Linked DNA regions of Homo sapiens: region 2 is linked to region 1. Evidence: chromatin contacts called from ENCODE Hi-C or POLR2A ChIA-PET data. All regions are on one chromosome and are shown on one strand. Each heading gives the region's core, a stretch centred on a gene start or an enhancer-like site at or near the end of the contact. The rest is flanking DNA. Distances are from core to core; before and after follow the strand shown. Region 1 has its middle 41 kb from the start of LINC00525. Region 2 overlaps PKD1L1 (polycystin 1 like 1, transient receptor potential channel interacting).

Evidence for each region. Hi-C counts contacts between places; a loop is a spot of excess contacts on that map. ChIA-PET counts read pairs that join two places held with the same protein, here RNA polymerase II (POLR2A). Pooled maps may share reads with other maps.
Region 2: a loop to region 1 is called in a map with no recorded cell type, with 7 times the contacts of the local background. The contact joins two enhancer-like sites. A Hi-C loop is called at or near these places in 12 of 37 single-sample maps with no recorded cell type and 6 of 50 pooled maps. POLR2A ChIA-PET finds 5 or more read pairs at or near these places in 1 of 52 experiments (A673).

Annotation. Positions count from the first base shown.
Region 1 is chr7:47,717,571-47,724,114 of GRCh38, forward strand. No RefSeq gene overlaps it. Among named protein-coding and RNA genes, the nearest start is that of LINC00525, 41 kb to the right of the region's middle. RefSeq lists an enhancer at 6,417-6,544. Within about 2 kb of position 2,926, at least 3 of the 41 ENCODE cell types and tissues checked have a DNase peak (open chromatin) inside an H3K27ac peak, as active enhancers do.
Region 2 is chr7:47,936,740-47,943,275 of GRCh38, forward strand. It overlaps PKD1L1 (polycystin 1 like 1, transient receptor potential channel interacting), which reads right to left. Exons shown (of 57, transcript NM_138295.5): 3 at 3,454-3,578; 4 at 107-219. Among named protein-coding and RNA genes, the nearest start is that of PKD1L1, 8.5 kb to the right of the region's middle. RefSeq lists enhancers at 907-986, 1,437-1,606, 4,450-5,073, 4,466-5,665 and a silencer at 5,453-5,747. Within about 2 kb of position 2,197, at least 4 of the 41 ENCODE cell types and tissues checked have a DNase peak (open chromatin) inside an H3K27ac peak, as active enhancers do.

The DNA.
Region 1 (6,544 bases), core at 1,676-4,175:
ACACGAAAAGATACTCAACATCCCTAGTCTTTAAGAGAATTAAATCAGTACCACAATGAAATACCATTTCACATTCACAGGATGGCTGTAATCAGAATGACAGACAACAATAAGTGTCAGTGAGGAAGAAGAGAAATTGGAGCACTCCTACAAGGCTGGTGGGAATGTAAAATTGTATAACCACTGTGGAAACAGTCTGGAAGTTAAGCATATAATTACCCTACAGCCTAACAACTCTGCCCCTAGGTTATATACCCAAGTGAATTAAAAACATGTTCACACAGACCGGGCGTGGTGGCTCATGCCTGTAATCCCAGCACTTTGGGAGGCTGAGGCGGGCGGATCACGGGGTCAGGAGATCGAGACCATCCTGGCTAACAAGGTGAAACCCCGTCTCTACTAAAAATACAAAAAAATTAGCCGGGCGTGGTGGCGAGCGCCTGTAGTCCCAGCTACTCAGGAGGCTGAGGCAGGAGAATGGTGTGAACCCGGGAGGTGGAGCTTGTGGTGAGCCGAGATCACGCCACTGCACTCCAGCCTGGGTGACAGAGCAAGACTCTGCCTCAAAAAACCAAAAAACAAAAACCAAACAAACAAAATGTTTACACAATAATTTGCATATGAGAGTTTTTAGTAGCATTATTCATAATAGCCAAAAGGTGGAAACAGCTCACATGTCCATCAGCAGATGACTGGATCAACAAAATGTGGCATATAGGTGCAATAAAATATTATTCAGCCGTAAAGAGGAATGGAGTATTGACACGTGCTGCAAGGTGGGTAAACCTTGAGAACTTTATGTTAGGTGAATGAAGCCAGATCCAAAAGACCATGTTTAATATGATTCAATTTATATTAAGTGTCCAGAATAAGAAAATTCATAATGACAGAAAGTAGGTTAATTTGTCATTGCCAGGAGGTGGGGGTAGGTGATGAATTGGGTGCAGGATTACTGCTAATGGGTACAGGGTTTCTTCTAGGGTGATGAAAATGTTCTGGAATTAAATCATGATGATGGTTTATAAACACGCTTTAAAAAGCCACTGAATTGTACACTTTACAATGGTAAATTTTATTACACGTGAATTTTCTCAATTTTAAAAATAAGTGCCTGAAACCCAGGGAGCACCTGGTAAGTGACGACTATTGTGACTATTAAATCCTGTCACCAGCCGCAATTTACACATGACGAACCATCTCTGAGGGAAAAGGTGCCTCACCTAGGGGCACAGGGCTGGATTGCACTGCTTCCAAAACCCACCAGTTAACCAAGATACCTTACATCTCTTCAGGATTCGTCTCTTCAAATCCTGCCAGTGACTTCCAACCCAGAGGGAGAAGGAGAAGGTAATATGCTGAGCAAAGAAATGTGTCTGATGAGAGTATGGTTTCTGTTTATTATATAGACAAGTATGACAGCATTTACATTTGCACATCTTCCTCTGTGATTAAGCATTACATGTTGTCTTCATGTAGCATTGTTGACCAACCTCCATTCAGAATGAAGTTTAGAGAACACATGCGGCTTCTTGAATCTGAGAAAGTGTTACTATGATTGTATTCCAAAGCTCCTACGAGCTTAGCATCGCCCTCAACCTTTGGAGTTGGAGAGAATGTGGAAGTTCTGGGTACACTGTTAAGTACTCCATAATGGCGAATTCCAGCAGTCATAGTGATCACCGAAAGGTCCTAATAGTAAGGCGTAGAAGTGGTGAGAGATTGGAGCCCTTGTGTTGGGGGGCAGGGAACATGAAATAGTGTGTCCACTGTGGAAAACAGTATGGAAGCTTCTCAAAATATGAAAACTAGAATTACCATATGATCTTGTGAGTCCATGCTGGATATACATGCAAAAGAATTGAAATCAGGGACTCAAGCAGATACTTGCATACCTGTGTTCATGGCAGCATTATCCACAGTAGCCAAAGGAGAAACAGCCCAAATGTCCTCCAGCAGATGAATAGATAAGCAAAATGTAGTATATGCATACAATGGAGTGTTATTCACCTTTGAAAAGAAAGGGAATTCTGTCACATGCTATGACACGGATGAACTTTGAGGACATTCTGCTACAGGAAATAGGAAATAGCCAGGCACAAAAGGACAGATACTGCATGATATTTAAGGAACCCAGAATAGGGACCTAGAATAGCTAAATTCATGTGACAGATGTAGAGTGGTCAAATTCATAGAGACAGAAAGTAGCGTGGTGGCTGCCAGGGGCTAGAGGGACGCAGAATGGAGAGTTTGTGTCGAATGGGGACAGACTTTCAATTTTGCACAACGAAAACATTCTGGAGATGAAGCGTGGTGATGATTGCACAATAACGTGAATGTGTTTAGATATCACTGAACTGTATTGTACGCTTACAATGGTTAAAATGGTAAATTTTATGTTAAGTGTATTTTACCACATTTTTTTTTTAAGAAAGAGAAGGTGCAGAAGTTGTACCAGCTCACCTTTCTGTCAGTGAGCCTCTTAGATCAGACAGGCCAAAACTTCTGGAGACGTTCAGGCCACTGGGGTCCCCTTTCCCCAGCTGCCAAGCTGTTTTCTGATTTTCATAGCTGCCCTCAAGGCCTCCTGGCCGATCCTTGAACTTGCTGCGAACTTTATGGAGATTGGTGATTGCCCTGCTTCCTGGTGGCTGGGCTGCTATAAATAATAATAATGCTGATAATGAAAAGAATTGCTCAGGGTGCAGCAGGAGGCTCGCCAGGCTCCCAGACTCACGGGGGGAATGGGGAATGTCATGTCCAGGGGCTGCTTTATGTACTTGGTGTTAATAAATCATAATAATTAGATACTGGTCCAAGTCATTTGAAATTCATTTCTTTCATTCATGCAGCATTGCAGGAAGATGAAGATGCTGGCTGATTGACCTCATTCTTCACGTGCACTCAGGGCTCAGGGCCAGCGCAGGGCTGGGGAAGCTGCTTTCTTCCCACGCCTCCAGGGCCCAGCCTGGCCGTCTCACAACCTGGCCTCCTTCTTGTCTGTGAGCTCACACTCTCTTTCTTCCCCCGCATGCAGATGGTGATGATGGCCAGGACACTGGCCACCTGCCTGCAGCATGCCCAGGGCCTGGGCTTTGAGGCTTGTCTTCCCATCCTGAGTGCTCCACATGCTTTATCTCACTGGACCCTCACAACATGCCTTTGGCAGGTGAGGAGGCTGAGGCTGAAGCTTGGCCTTGAATGTTGGCATGAGTCCTCACCAGCGTGTGTATTTGTCAGGTTAGACTGGGCTCTGCCGTGGTAACGAAACATCTACTAAATCTCAGTGGTTTCACATTGTCCTTGTTTATTTCTCACATATGCAAAATCTTCTGTGGGCCCGTGACTTCACAGGGCAGCTGTCCCTTGTACAGAAATCGAGCCCTGCAGGCTGCTCCTGTCTCCAAGCTTGGCCAGCTCCAGAGAAAGCGACCTTCACCTTCATGGTGGGGGAACGTCCATGGAGGTCTGTCACCCGCATGTTTACACTTCTGCCCAGAAGTGACACACGCACTTCCTCTCATGCCTTTTATCCAGAGCAGCCACAAGCCAATCCCCCTGCGAGGGTCTTGGGGTGTGGAGATCCTGGGCCTCCGTGAGCAGAACTGGAGGTGAGTGAGCTCCAGTGAGGTCTGCAGCTGTGTCTCCTCATCTCAGTGCTGTTGACCTTTGGAGCTGGAGAAATCTTTGCTACGGAGCCTGTCCTGGGAATCGTAGGATGTTTAGCAGCATCCTTGGCCTCTACCCACCAGATGCCAGTGGCACCATCCACTTATGACACCAAAAATGTCTTCCACATTGCCAAATGTCCCTTTGTGGGCAAAACGGCCTTTAGTTGAGAACCCTCGGGGCCTGCACCATGCTGTGTCTATGGATAAGGTGCCCAACGCTCTGAATCTCTTTACTAATTTCGAGTTAATGCTGCCCACTCTACAGAGATGATGTGAGGATGAAATGTCTCTGACTCGTGTGAAAGTGTGCAGCACTGAATCCCAACTCAGTAGGGCCAGGGCCCTGTTTTTGCTTCCCACTGTATTCCCAGTGACTGGCATGGAGGAGGCTCTCAGTGTTGATTGAGATGATGAATGAATGAATGCTCAGTCCTGGCATAGGACAGTGCTGAGTAAGTGGCAGTTCCACCCCCACCCCATGACCTATTTACACACAGATATGGGTTTTTGGGCCTTCATGGAGGCAGGAAGCAAGGGGCAGAACAGGATGGCCCTGTTGCGCTTCTCTACCTGGCCGACAGGTGTCCCCCCGAGCCCCTTCTCACGGGGTACTGCTTCCAGAAAGGCTGTGATGGGGCTGCTTGCTCCCCAACTCTCCTTTTCCCTGGCCACTGGTCAGAGTCTCCTGGGAAGGTCTCGGCCGCAAGTTGGCCAGCCCGAGGGGGTCTTCGTCTGTAGGGAGTCTGTGCTTCTGCGGGGGAAGAACCTCCTGGGGAGCACATCTGGTGCTTTGACTCTGATGTCAGATCAGACAAGTCCAGTGCTCAGCAACCCCAGACTTCGCTGACAGAGGCTGTCACATTCCTTACACACCTGGGACACTTTCTCTCCCTGTTGAGACTAGCGCTTTTTCTCTTTCTCTGGACTTGGTTCCCCAAACCTGTGCTTCCCCAGCCCCTCCAGTTACCTCCAGCTCTTGGTGAATCACTCTGTGCCCCTGATACCCTTCACCCAGGCTGTGGGCCAGTCTCCATGAGCAGCGTCTGTCCTCACGTTGGCCTGTCCCCCTCTGGAGGCCTGTGTGCTGGGCTCCTCCGGCCATGCTGTCCTCACTCTCCTTTGGCTCCACACAGTTCTGCCGAGGGGCTTCAGCTCGGCTCTGAGTACCTCCTCTTGGCCTAAGACCTGCTCACTATCTTCTGGACTTTCTACCTGGGACAGGGAAAAAGGGTGCTGTGCCCTCTTCCCGTGGTTGTGGTGTGGTGGGAAGAGGAGACGCTGAGGAGCCAGACACATCTGGGAACCATCCCAGTTCAGTCTTTTCACAGCCTCGGTTTCCTCAGTTTCAAAGCGTTAATAAGGTTGACCCTCATGTCTCGGTTACCTCAGGCTGCTGTAATAAAATAGCACAGACTGGGTGGCTTAAACAACAGACATTTCTCTCTCACAGCCCTAAAGGCTGGAAATCAAAGATCAAGATGTTGTCAGGCTGGAATCCCCTGAAGCCTCTCTCCTGGGCTTCCAGATGACGGTCCTCCCCCTGCGTCCCCACATGGTCCTCCCTCTGTGTGTCTCTGTCCTAATCTCCTCTTCTTATAAGGACACAGGTCATATTGGATGAGGGCCTACTCTAATCATCCCATTTTACTTTAATTACTTCTTTGAAACCCTATCTCCAAATACAGCCACATCTGAGGGCCCAGGAGGTTGGACTTCAGTGTATGAGTTTTGGAGGGACACAGTTCAGCCCATAGCACCTGGCAGTTGGACCTGAAGATGACCCCAAAGGATTGAATGAGTTGATGTGGTTACCTCCTGTTATGCTTCAAACCCATCCTGTGGCCGCCATCCAGCCCATGGGGTTCTGCCTCCAAACCATCATCTTCTACTCCGTTACTGCTCTCCTATTCAATGGCTGGAGACACAGAAGCCAAGACCTCCTAACTCCACATTTAATTTTTAATTTCCCCCACTTTTTACTTATTCTGTGCTGGGAACACAGAAGTTGCGCATAGATGGAAATGAGTACTGGGTGACATTTCAGGGGGATTACACATGGCCGTCTACCTTCTTAGCCCAATGGCTGGTTTGCATTTGCCCCAAGGGGTGGACTTGACTTCTGCTACTTCTGTGGTCACCTCTGTGCCCTCCCAGGTACAAGATGGAAGTCCTGATTTCAAGTCACTCCATTATTCTCCATGACATGGGTCTCATGCACCATGGGTTCTGGTTGGAGCCATAAGCGAGTATGAATGGCACTGTCTGTGTGACCCTGGAGATGGCCTCATGCAGGGGTCCCCAGCCCCTGGGCTGCGGGCTGGTACCGGTCCATGGCCTGTTAAGAACTGGGCCGCACAGCAGGGGGTGAACTGCAGGCGAACAAGCATGACCGCCAGAGCTCCGCCTCCCATCAGATCAGCGGCACCATTAGATTCTCATAGGAGTTCCAACCCTATTGTGAACTGCACATATGAGGGATCTAGGTTGCATGCTCCTTCTTTTTTTTTTTTTTTTTTTTTTGAGACGGAGTCTTGCTCTGTCACCCAGGCTGGAGTGTGCAGTGGCGCTATCTTGGCTCACTGCAAACTCTGCCTCCCGGGTTCATGCCATTCTCCTGCCTCAGCCTCCCAAGTAGCTGGGACTACAGGAACCCGCCACCACTCCTGGCTAATTTTTTGTATTTTTAGTAGAGACGGGGTTTCACCGTGTAAGCCAGGATGGTCTCGATCTCCCGACCTCGTGATCCGCCCGCCTCGGCCTCCCAAAGTGCTGGGATTACAGGCGTGAGCCACCACGCCTGGCCTACATGCTCCTTCTAAGAATCTAACTAATGCCTGATAATCTGAGGTGAAACTGTTTCATCCTGAAATCATCTC
Region 2 (6,536 bases), core at 947-3,446, 220 kb after region 1:
CCATGTAGGAACAAGCATCGACTTTCACATCTGAGCAATTCTTTGTAAGTTCCATGTCATTTGCATGTTCAGAAAAGCAATATTTCGCCATGGTACATTGACATACCTATCAGCACTGTTATCACAATCCAGAGGCGCCTGTGTTTTTTCATTAACAACAGCCTGTGTTTTTTCATTAACAACACTTAACGCTGCTTCACTAGTTGTTTTCCAAATGTTCTGTAAGAAAAAATAATAAAATAATGTGAGAGAGCTGCTTATGAAAACCCAGTACATTTGGGAAAGTAATATTACTTCATTAACAAAATAGCAGTGGACCCCTGCTGTGCGCCCAGCACTGTGCTGGGCACCAGAGAAGCAACAGCGAGGAAAGCAGACAGCTTCATCCTCCCAGGGCTCCTGTTCTGCCAGAGGAAGCCAGAAAGCAAACATGTAGCCATAACAGCATCTGCTGGGGGTCGTGCTGCGGAAGAATAGAGCTGCAGGAGGGATTCGTGCGGGGTCGGGACGGGGTGGGGGTGGGGGGGGGGGGCGCGGTGCTTTTTTATACACAGGGTCAGAGAAGGCCGCTGTGTGTGACGACATCTAAGCAGAGCTGGAAGAGGAGGAATGCAGAGCTATGCCGAAGGTGGAGGCACACCTGCTTCACTGCAGGAGCAGCAGAAGTCTCGTGGGGCTGCAGCCACAAGTGGGAACCAAGAGAGCACAGGAGGTGACCTCAGAGTTACGGGAGGCCAAGTGGGGTCAGACTCAGGAAGTGGAGTTTCATTCTGAATGAGATGGAGGGTTCTGAGCACAAGAGTGGCACGCTCCAATGCACAGAAGCAACAGTGTGGTTGCGGTACTGAAGAGAGCCTGGCAGGCAGGAGTGGCAGCAGGGGATCCACTCAGAGGGCTATGAGGATGGCAGGTCTTGATTGTGGAGTGAAGGCAGAGGGTGAACACCTCTGAGGCTATGGGGTGGCCGGGCTGGCTGCTGGACTGGAAGTGAGATGGAGCCCAAGAGAGAACTCAGAGACAATGCCACTGGGCTTGCTCGGCCTGTGCACACTGAGAGCTTAGGTGGGGTGGGGGCATTGGAGGGCAGGTGAGGGGTGCTGGGAGCCCATCTTGGTCATGAGGCCTCTGTTGACCTTGCATTGACCTGTGCAGCTCTCCTTGTGACAAAATCTCAATCCTGGTGGCACCAGGAAAGCAGGGAGGTGCCCACGGCACAGGAGGAGGGGGGACACTTTTGGCCTACGGGAAGCTGGCCACCTTGTTTCCTACACAGGACGCCTGTCCAGAGACAACGCCCCACTGTGGACATGATTACAAAAAGCAGCCACCATCCCTCAGACTGAGGGCCCAGGGCCTCACTCTGGCTCTTGAGAGAGCTGTTACCAGAAGTAGTTCCAGCCAGTTAAGAAGTTAGTATAGGTTAACCAACGGCCCAGCCCCTCCCTGGGATGTGCGCTCCCTGTGCTGTGGGCCTTTTACAGATTTGTAACTACAGGACATCAGGTGCTTCATCTTTCAGGAGAACAACACAGGAAGGTGTCAAGAAGGCCAGAGTGGGAGCTGAAAGATGCCAGCTCGTGCCTGAGTGCATACGCCTGGCACCTGCCCCTCTTCTGTGACGAGAACAGGGAACCCCTCTGTGGCCTCCCAGAGCAGGACCTGGGTAGATCCTGGCAGTTTCCTGAGGATGTGAAACCCAGGGGCTGAGACAGCTGCATGTACCTACAACCCCTAAAAGGCATGGTGCTAGTGAGCAGCATGGGAGACACAGGGCTTTGCAAGACACTATCCTATAACTATGCCCAATCAGCAAACTGCCCAGCACGTCCAGGAGCTGGTGTATGGCCCTGTGTGACCTTCGCCTGAGCCCACTGGGGCTGTAGAGAGCAGAGCGGCCAGAATGCAGCTTGGAAATGGGTCTCCCAGTCAACCAAAACCAGAGAGCCCCCTGATTGCACATTTCACCAGGACCAAGCCCTTTGGGACATGATGGTCAAATCCTAAAGGCATCGATCTATGCCCAAAGCTGAGGTCCCAGGTGGCTGAACCTTGGAGTCACCTGGGTGGGGTGGGGTTGAAGCACCATCACCCTGAGCCACGCCACAGCATGTCTGTTAGAATCTTCAGAGGCAGGGCTTGTGCATGGTTTTGTTTGGTTTCTTTGACTTTTAAGCTCCCTAGGTGATTCTGCATAGCAGATCTGCACCAAGTGTTCAAGAAGCATGAGGTCTGTTTGCCCCCTTGTGTTTGGAGGTGAGGGCACTAAAAGCCTAAGGAAGTCACTGTATGTGGCTATTTACATTGTGTAATGTGAGAAACGCAGGTAATATCACCTCCCCTCTAAAACACCTCTCCCCAACCTCCTGTTCTCAGAACCATCAGACGCTCATCTTACTAAATATCCTTCCTTGGGAACCTAAAAATGCCTCCTTGAACTTTCGCTGACAAAAGTGATGGCAGAGCAGAGAAAAGCTCCCAAACACAAACACTGTGGGTTGAGATCAAATTCATTTCAATATAAACTCAGATGGATGTGCTACGGAGGGGGTGGTTTAATAACGCTGCTCTGCATGAGGAATACTGAAAAATGAACTGCAGGAGAGTCTTTGCCAAGGACAGCAGAGGTTCTGGGAGCTTCAAAGAGAACTGGCTTCTTTAAATTTGAACTAGAAACGCACAACTCTGGGCTGTCTGTGCATGTCCCTTTGGAACCAATGCTTATTCTGGGTGAAAAGCATGTCTCACTCAGAAGTTTTCACTCTTCTCTCGGACCCCACCCACAGATGTGAGAGTCACTCCTCTCACGCTTCTCCTCCATCTCCAGGGCATTGCCCAGGCCTTCAGACCCAAGCCCTGTTAGCTACTCTGATAAACAGATGCAAGGGAATTCACAAACATCCAGGTAGCCCAGTCTTAATTAATAGGGGTCTTCAACGAGCTCCCCACACTGCGCAAGTTAAGCAGGGTTTCAGTGCTTTGGCTGCTGGAAGCCTTGTCTGTGCTGGAGCCATCTCGGGGCAGCTCCCACTCCCCACCTGGGGGACAGCACCCACTCCCCACCCCGGGGATAGCCCCCACTCCCCGCTTGAGGGGCAGCCCCCACTCCCCACCTGAGGGCTACCCTCCTACTTCCCACCTGGGAGGCAGCCCCTACTCCCCACCTGCAGGGCAGCCCCCACTCCCCACCTGAGGGCTACCCCTCACTCCCCATCTGAGGGCTATCCCCTACTCCTCTGGGCTGGGCTAGCCCTGCCTGCACTTCTTATATGTGGAACTATGCTCTGGAGCTGAATTAAGGCTTTATAAGTCACACTTGCTTCATTGGCACAAACACACATGATAGGAAAACAATCCCTGATGAATTCCTGATGAAACATGGAGGTGCTTTTTAGCTGTACTGTACATGTACTGTATTCAGGAAGAAAAGCCTAATTTCCCCAGATCCAGGAATACCTTCTGCCTGGAAGCTGATGAGGATGGGCTCTGTGATTCCCGGTCTTCTGCCTTTCCATTCAGAGCACACCAAGGACAGCCACACTTCCCATCACTCATAAGAAGCACATGATTAGCATAGACCTCTAGAGAAAAAAAAAAAAGCAAACATTCTGAAGACTGCAATGTGCTGGGAAGGTGAGAACATAAAGCTGGAGAAGCCCTAAGTTATACATAAGGTCAAAGCCACCTGGGCCTAACAACGGGCTGATCATGAAGATGCGTGTCCTTGGGCTGCCGTGTCCTGCTGTGTGTGTTTTCTTTCTATTTCCTTGCTTAAACAATGTCTTAGGTGTAGCCCACACTAAGCAATATGAGGAAACGCACAACCACCAGCCACGCTGATAATGAATGCCTGTTCCAGAAACACCCAGTGGTCTGGTCATAAAATAATGAGGGTCAAAGGTCCTGCTCAGGGGTGTGTAGTAGAGGGGGCAACACCACAGTCGGAAGGAGTGGTTGGGGAGCTGTTGGACAAACAGGAAGACCATTAAAGACACTCCAAAGTTTATAAGCAGGATGTTCCCACCCAGGCAATCTGGCCCTGATGGTAGCACGGACCTGGCTGACGTTCACTCCTCCCATCTCTGAGGGCTGAAGGCCGGGCAGTGAGCGGAGCCAGTGTCCACCCGGCTGGGAGGCTGAGGGCCCTGCCACATCCCATGTCTGTGAGAGCATCTGGAATAGGATCTGCGCACAGCTGACAACTGTTGCCAGCGATGACAGGTCCTTGAGTGTTTGTGATGCCATTCTCTCTACTCATGCAGATGTTTGAAAATGTCCATAATAAAAGTTAAAAGAAAATATTTCTGCTAGACCTGGCCCTGCACAGAGCCACTCTCAGCAAGAAGCCAGGCGACTGCCTTGGGTGCAAGAGCTGCTTTCCCTGAAGCCCCCACCCCTCTCATCCCCAGGTAGGAGGGGAAGGAAGTGGGGGTGGCGGGTGAAGAGGGGACTGGAGCACCCTGCTGCTTTTCTGTCAGACCCGAGTCCCTGTAAGGAAACCTGTTTCTGCCTGGGCTCTCTTAACCCCAGTCTGTTATTCTGGCCAGCTTTGCTCAGGCTAAAAGGAACCCAAAGGCCTGCAGGCCGCCGAGAGCAGCAGGTTCTCCAGGAGCTCCAGGCCAGGGCTGGGCCATCCTCACAGGGGATGTGGCTTCCAATCCCTGCACCCCAGCAGTGGTGCTGGCAGTCAGCTTGCCCCTAGCCTCCCAGGACACTCTCAAGTTTAGCCTAGGACAATATCAAATCCAGTTTTAACATTGTGAGTCAAAGTCACTATTTACTGTCAAGAGTCCAGTGTATTAATATCTTGTGATAACAAAAGCTGAGGAAAAATCAAAGGCCGTGTTCCTGGCCTAATATGTGACGTGCTACAAATGCCATCGAGTGCCATTGAGCACCCATGCAGGCTGGATGCACCAACTGAGGTATGAAGTAATTTCCTGAACTGGACACATCCGAGAGGAAGAAATATTTAGAAAATGTTTCGGAATAAGCTAGAATAGTCAAGTGACTCATATTTCTCTGAAACCAATTAGTCATCAAAGTCACTGTGCTCAAATTATCTGGAAAAAAAAGTGGATATACCCCTGAACAGAAAGAAATAAATAAAAAATCATAAAAAGTACATAAAATTGCAAAATTGAATAAAGTATGTCACAAAAGGAGAAATAAACTAAGTGAGTGAAACTAATCCTGAAATTGGCTTAATTGTCCCACAGAAGTGATATTTATAGGTTTTTTGAATAAACATGGAAACTGACTCTCCTAGTCTTAAAACCTGAAACTTAACATCCATCTCATCTGAGTTCTTCCCTCAGGAAACCAACCCAGGAAAGGGACCCACCAGATCCCTGCATCCAGCCAGGCCCCTCATTCCTCAGATTGCTTCCTCACCCCTCTCTAATTTTGTTTTCTCGTCTTCCCTGCTATATAAACCCCCAAGTTTTAGTCAGATGGGGAGATATATTTGAGACTTTATCTCCCTTCTCCTCATCTGCAGCACCTGATAAAGCTTTCTTCCCTGGCAATCCTCGCAGTCTTCATGATGATTATGCTCTGTACGTAAGCAGCAGCAGCAGGATGTCAGGCAAACCCCTGGCATTTAGGTAACAATTCCACATGATCTTAACATAAGAATTGCAAAAGAATTGGCGTTGCATTGTTTCAACATTGATGCCAGGCACACACCCGCCTCCTGCCCCGCGCCCCCGCCCCCCCACTCCATTTAAATCCGTCTCTTTAGAAATTAAAAAAATTTTTTTAAATTTAATTTTAAAAATCCGTTTCTCAGGTCTACCAAATGTGTAGCCTAAGTTGAAAACTCAAAAATTCCTTCTACTTAAAGGAATCCTGGCAATTACGTTTCAGGCAACACTTTAGAATTTTCATTTTAAAAATTAAAAACAGAGATACTCTCTGTGTTAAGGACGAGGAGGAAAACCCCACACCTGTGGCCATGCAGACACCTCCTGTAACCTAAGTATTCCCTTCATTGGGCTCTGGGAGGCCCCACTTACAGTCTTGGTTGTTCTCGAAGTGTGGCCCCCAGATCTCAGCCTCACCCCAGACCTCCTAAAGCAGAAAGTCAGGGGTGGGGCCCAGTGAAGGAGTTAAAAATATACCATCCTGGCCAGGCGCCGTGGCTCATGCCTGTAATCCCAGCACTTTGGAAGGCCGAGGTGGGCAGATCACGAGGTCAGGAGATGGAGACCATCCTGGCTAACACGGTGAAACCCTGTCTCTACCAAAAATACAAAAAATTAGCTGGGCGTGGTGGCGGACGCCTGTAGTCCCAGCTACTCAGGAGGCTGAGGCAGGAGAATGGCGTGAACCCAGGAGGCAGAGCTTGCAGTGAGCCAAGATCATGCCACTGCACTCCAGCCTGGGTGACAGAGTGAGACTCCGTCTCAAAAAAAAAAAAAAAAAAATATATATATATATATATATATATATATATATATGTGTGTGTACCATCCTGGCATGTGGACTATTTAAGTTAGAGGCACTTGCAAAACAGCAGGTTTAAGATCACTCTGACC